Regions from separate parts of the Homo sapiens genome. Here region 2 is linked to region 1. The links are chromatin loops, found by intact Hi-C in ENCODE. Cell type or tissue: transverse colon. All regions are shown on one strand. Each heading gives the region's core, and the rest is flanking DNA. Links, peaks and the distances in the headings are about the cores only.

Region 1 (2,915 bases), core at 156-2,655:
AAAAAAAGAAAAAACCAAAAAACTAAAAAGAAACAGGTGAAGTAGTCTTTTAAATATATTTTAGTTAACCCTATGTATTCCAAATATTATTATTTTGACATATAATTCACATAAAAATTGTTAATGGGGCTGGGCGAGGTGGCTCATGCCTGTAATCCCAGCACTTTGTGGGGCCGAGGCAGGTGGATCACCTGAGGTCAGCAGTTCGATACCAGCCTGGCCAACATGGTGAAACCCCATCTCTGCTAAAAATACAAAAATTAGCCAGGTGTGGTGGCACACACCTGTAATCCCAGCTACTCGGGAGGCTGGGGCAGGAGAATCGCTTGAACCTGGTGAGCTGAGATCGCACCACTGCACGCCAGCCTGGGCAACAAGAGTGAAACTCTGTCTCAAAAAACAATTTTTTTTAAAATAAAATTGTTTATGGGATATTTGAGATTCTCTTTGTTGTCACTGTTTCAGGTTTTAGAAATCTGGCGTGTATCTTCCATCTCAGCAAGTAGCTGCAGAACTGCACACGGGGCTCTCGGCTGCCACAGCTGACAGCACAGGGTGAGCTGCTCTGGGAAGGTGCTGGTGTGTCACTCACCGGGCACACTCACGGACCAGCTACCCAAGGAGGCAGTGACCACAGGACTGGAGTACTGGGAAGCAAAACAAGGGAGAAAGGCCAGTCCCCACCACTCCTGGTGCCTGCTAAGTGGGGTAAATGCCCTTCTTGTAGACGAGCGCCACAGCAGCCATGGAAGTGTTGGGATGGAGAGAGGAAAGGAAAGCATTGAAAGTCCTGTAAGGGTTCTGAGAGTCATAGATCCTGTAAGATGTCACTCATCTAAGTCATGCTCTTAGGACTCCGGGCAGTCAAGGAAGAGAAGCAACAAGCCCAGGCAGAACCAGGAGAGGAAGAGGAAATGAGGCAGGTGAGGGGATTTGCTCCACCCGGTCTGGCCTGGCGGGGAGGGACTGACGACTGCAGGGCTTCCTCAGAGACGATCCCTTCGGCTCAACAGGCTTGCCAAGGAAGGAAGGAGCCGCCACCCGCACTGGGAGATTCATCTGAGAGATGAAAGGAACGGAATGCCACAGGACAACCCTAGGGGAGGAGTGCACGACACTAGGGGCTTCGGAGGCACGAGGATGCGACATGAACAAGCCCACTCGCCGTCAGAGTCCCAGCGCCCTCTCTCCAGTGACCAGGCCCCCGTGGAGGGCCCAGTCCACCCTCCAGCTTTCATAAACTTTGAAATAACACAATGTAAAACAGTCTAAATTATGTCAGATGATTCTAAGTGATTAAATGTGACAAAGAGGTATGTCACCAGGGTGGCTGCCTGATTCCCCAATTCTCAGTATCACTGAAATGAATCAACGGAGAGACTCTGAGTAATGCCGGGCACGGCCACCACACTCAGGCTGCTGTTTCTTACAGAGACCTGGGATCTTTCCCAAATGTCACCGGTTCAGCCAGGGATCCTGACACAGGTAAAGTGTCGAATCACACCCAGCAACCACAAGATTTGCCTTCTGCTGCTTGGGGGTAATCTCCCTGTCAGAGGTGATAAGTGTGGAAGGATGCTTTAGAATTATGCCTTTTAAAATGAAAGTAGAGTTCCAGGGTCAGGAGGCGTTGACCGGGGGACAGAGAGACTGCGGGTCAAATGTGAGGCCATAAACTGTCAAGATGACACACGGTGCGGGCCTGGCAGGGCATGACTCATCAGGTTCTCCCAGTGCCAGTGGGACAAGTAGCACGCTCGGACAGCTGGGACGTTTGTTTTCAGGCCAATTTCTAAAGAAAGTTCTAGATAGTGGGGCTGGAAAGTGACCACGCGACCGACTTCTTCAGGACCTGATGGAGTCCCTCGAGTCATGCAGGGCTGGGGGTCTCGTACAAGGGCTCACCAGGGACATGTTAGTGACTTACCCTGCCCAGACCAGATTGCTTGGAAGCCACACATATGGTAAACAAACAGGAGAGAAATGTGTTCCTCCTGGGTCTGCCCCACTCATTTCCCTCCCACAGAGGAAACAGCCCACTCCTGGAGTTCAAAGCTTCCCAAAGTCCCGGAAGTTGAGACAATATGTAGGGGCTTAGTGGGCTCTCTCTGCTCTGATTCCAAAAGCCCAAACCCGGAAAACAGGTCGCCCCTTCCAGGGGGTGAAAAATGAAGTCTGAAGCTGGCAAGGAAAGAGCAGGCTTGGGAAGCCTTACTTCGGGAAACCTGGTTGACCCGACAATTATTTTTTATGACCTGGCATACGTTATGTTGATGGTTTCATTTCTGGTTATTACCTTCTATTAAAAAGCATCTTGAGTAAGATGATTACGGGGGCATCTTATTCCCGCCTCAGGAATCTACTCTGAAATTTTCAGAGAACTGTTGTTTTTCCTGGACATATTATTACTATCGTTGTTTTTGCTATGATTGTGATTACGTAAACTGCTAGTTGTTAAATAGCTCTTTTTATTTGTCATTGCTCACAATCCCATTGCTTTGAGATAAAGAGATATGAGGTAGATACCCATATAGGGCACAGAGAGGTCAAGCACTCCCATAAGGTCCCTCCAAGGGCCAGGGATGTCAGAGGTGTTCCTCTCCTCCCCCTCCCCAGCCATCTTACCAGGACCAGTATGGGGCACAGTGAGTGAGCAAACACACAGGAACGACACGCCCAGAGCGAGGCCAGCCCTGCTCCCATGCACCAGGCCGAGCTGGTGCTGAAGTTCTGCCATGGGTCCTTGGTGCTCTTAACTTTAGGGGTCTGCCGAGTGGGGATTCTAGTGACAGGCACGATGGCTTGGGTTAGCTGCATCCCGAAATGAAGAGTCAGCACTGGGAACCACGAATGTGCCTGAATCTTAACTTGCAATGAAAACCCTGTGGGTCAGGCCGGGTGCGGTGGCTCACGCC
Region 2 (2,915 bases), core at 150-2,649, 76 kb before region 1:
TCTTTTAAAATGATATTGGATGTAATCATCACTTAGTCTTTGCTCTATATGAAACTCAGTTTTTATTCCTATACCTCTCTTACTCCCAGAAAATGTGCCTTAAACCTTAGATAATTCATTTTCCTTTTTAATTATACAAGTATAGGTAAGACAGAAAATGAGAGGTATATTCTGAAAATCATAATTCAACTTTTGCTGTAAAAAGTAGATAGAACTTGATGCAAGTGAATTTGTGCCGGTTTCTCCTAACTTTCCCATTTGGGCAGGGGCACCACTTGATTGTATAGGTTTACAATTTTGAAATGCTTTGTAACTCTTCACCTCCTTGGCCTATTCTTACATTACATACCACCCTGCACCAATATTTGGCAAAAGTTATTTTCAACTCTCAAATGACTCTTGGGACAGCCTCTAAGTCAGTTTGAGCTGCTATACAAAGTACCACAGAGTGGGCAGCTTGTAAACAAAAGAAGTTTATTTCTCAGAGTTCTGGAGGCTGAGAAGTCCAAGATCAGGGTCCAGCCAAGTTGGGTTCTGGTGAAGGCCCTCTTCCAAGTTGCAGACAACTTCTCACTTGTTGTATCCTCATGTGGATACAATCAGAGTGAGAGAACTCTCTGAGATTTCTTTTATAAGGCACTAATCCCATACACAAGAGCTCCACCCTCATTGCCACATTACCTCCCAAAGATCCTGCCTCCTAATATATCATATTGAGGGCTTAGGAGTTCAGCATGTGAATTTTGGGGGGACACAAACATTCAGTCCATTGCAGCCTCAAGACAATTGATTCTGGCCTCCATGTGCTTCCACTTTGGCATTCCCACTAGCCAGCATATTTCTTTCTTTCTTTCTTTTTTAAAGATAGAGTGTCACTGTTGTTGCCCAGGATGGAGTGCAGTGGCGCAATCTCGGCTCACCGCAACCTCTGCCTCCTGGGTTCAAGTGATTCTCCTACCTCAGCCTCCTGAGTATCTGGGATTACAGGCATGCGCCACCATGCCAGGCTAATTTTGTATTTTTAGTAGAGGCGGTTTCTCCATGTTGGTCAGGCTGGTCTTGAACTCCCGACCTCAGGTGATCCGCCTGCCTCAGCTTTTCAAAATGCTGGGATTATAAGCTTGAGCCACTGCGCCTGGCCACCAGCATATTTCTTTAACTTCATCTTCATAATGTCAGTGTCCTGTTCAAGAACTCATGGTTCTTAAAGATCACTCGATGAACCAAATTTAAATTTATAGCATTCAGAGTTGCCATCCATCTAGTCAGTAATTCTTTTCATCCTACAAATATTTCTTGAGTACCTACATGTATCAAGCATTGTCCTAAGTGCTGAAGATACAGCAGTAAAAACAACACAGACAAAACACCACAAGACCCCTGTTATTCTGTAACCCCAATAGGGGTTACATTCTAGAGGGAGAGACAGATAAATCAATAAACAAGCACATTAATTAATTCAATTTCAGGTAAGATAAAAAAGAGTGATTATGATAGTAGAAATAAAACAGTGTAAGGGAATAGAGAAACAGGCTAGGACACTATTTTAGATAGAGCTCTGTAGACCAAAAAAGACTCTCTGAGGAGGTGGCATTTGAGTAGAGACTAATGAAATGAATGAGTGATCTGTGTCACGTGTGGTAGAAATTCAAAGGTGGGAATGTGCTTGTTTGTCAAAGAAATAGAAAAGGAAACAAACAAAACAAAAACCGTGTCTGGAGCCTAGAGAACAAGTGGGAGAATGAAAGGAGATGAGACCCAAGAGATAGGTAGAACATGGAAGGGCCTGGTTTGCATACCTTGGCAAGTAAGGAGCTTTAATTTCATTCTGAGGATGATGGAAAGCCCTTGGCAAGTTTTACCATTGGAGTGACATGATGTGATTTATGCTTTCACAGATTTCTGAATGTAGATGAAGAATACATGGTAGAGGACAAGAAGGGAAGAGGAAGATCACTTAGTAGACTCATTCATTCAACAGTCTAGGCAAATGATGACAGAGCCTTGGCTAAGATAGGAGTGGTAGAGATGGTGAGATATGTTTGGAGGATTTGGCAAATATTTGGAAGATAAAGCAAGTAAGACTTGCTGATGGATTGGATATAGGTGGTGGGGACGGAGATAGGGAGAATCATAAATAACTGATGATTCCTAAGTTCGATTTTGGTGGATGGAGGTGCCAATCACTGAGATTGGAAGATATGGAGAAGAGTAGCTTTGGAAAGAGAGAATCAGTTCTGTTTTGGATTAAGATTGATATGTCCATAAAATGTCCAAATAAAGTTGGCAAGTAGGAAGCTGTTTATAGGAATCTGATGCTCAGGGGAGTGTTCCAGGCTGGAGATGAAAATCAGGAGTTGTCAGCATGTAGTTAATGTATTCAATCCAGACAGTTATTTAAATTCAAATATTAGATGAAGTAGTTGAACTCCAAGTCATGCTATCTTTTCAAAAAGGAAAATGAGGATCCAGCAAAGGACACTAGATGTAGTGGCCAGTGAGGAAGGAGGAAAACAGGAGAGTGGAATAGTCCAAAGTCATGTGAAGAATTTTCTCAAGAAGGAGAGCACGATTGTGTCAAGTGCTGCTCAGAGATAAACAAGCCGAAAACAGAAAATTGCCCATTCATTTGGTAACTTGGAAGTCACTGGTGAGCAGTGTGAAAGGTGATTTTAGTGCAATCATGGGTGAGAAAGCTTGATTGCAGAGCATTGGGGAGAGACTGAGATGAGAGGAAGTGGAGGCTGTAGACATAGATAACTCACTCGAGTACTAGGGATTGGCATAAGTAATGAAAGAGGAGGAACTATATAATAGAAAATTATATACAAGGAAGGATGGATCATAGACTTGAAGCTGGGTGATAAGGGAAGTGAGAACAAGTGGTAAATACTGGAGAATGAAAAAGTAGGGCA

The links. Hi-C counts contacts between places; a loop is a spot of excess contacts. Peaks named below come from ENCODE experiments on the same cell type or tissue, not always from the same donor. Only the 100,000 strongest peaks of a DNase experiment are listed, where the experiment ranks them.
Region 2: it touches region 1 in a loop (13-fold over the local background); 1 of 110 quality-filtered maps calls a loop at or near these places.

Annotation. Positions count from the first base shown.
Region 1 is chr6:106,133,651-106,136,565 of GRCh38, forward strand. No RefSeq gene overlaps it. Among named protein-coding and RNA genes, the nearest start is that of PRDM1, 49 kb to the left of the region's middle. RefSeq lists enhancers at 632-1,133, 1,012-2,211, 1,134-1,633. In transverse colon, for the core only: no CTCF peak of the experiment used is centred there; a DNase peak (open chromatin) is centred at 1,701; H3K27ac peaks cover 488 bases.
Region 2 is chr6:106,057,729-106,060,643 of GRCh38, forward strand. It overlaps a transcript of PRDM1 not described here. Among named protein-coding and RNA genes, the nearest start is that of PRDM1, 27 kb to the right of the region's middle. In transverse colon, for the core only: no CTCF peak of the experiment used is centred there; no DNase peak of the experiment used is centred there.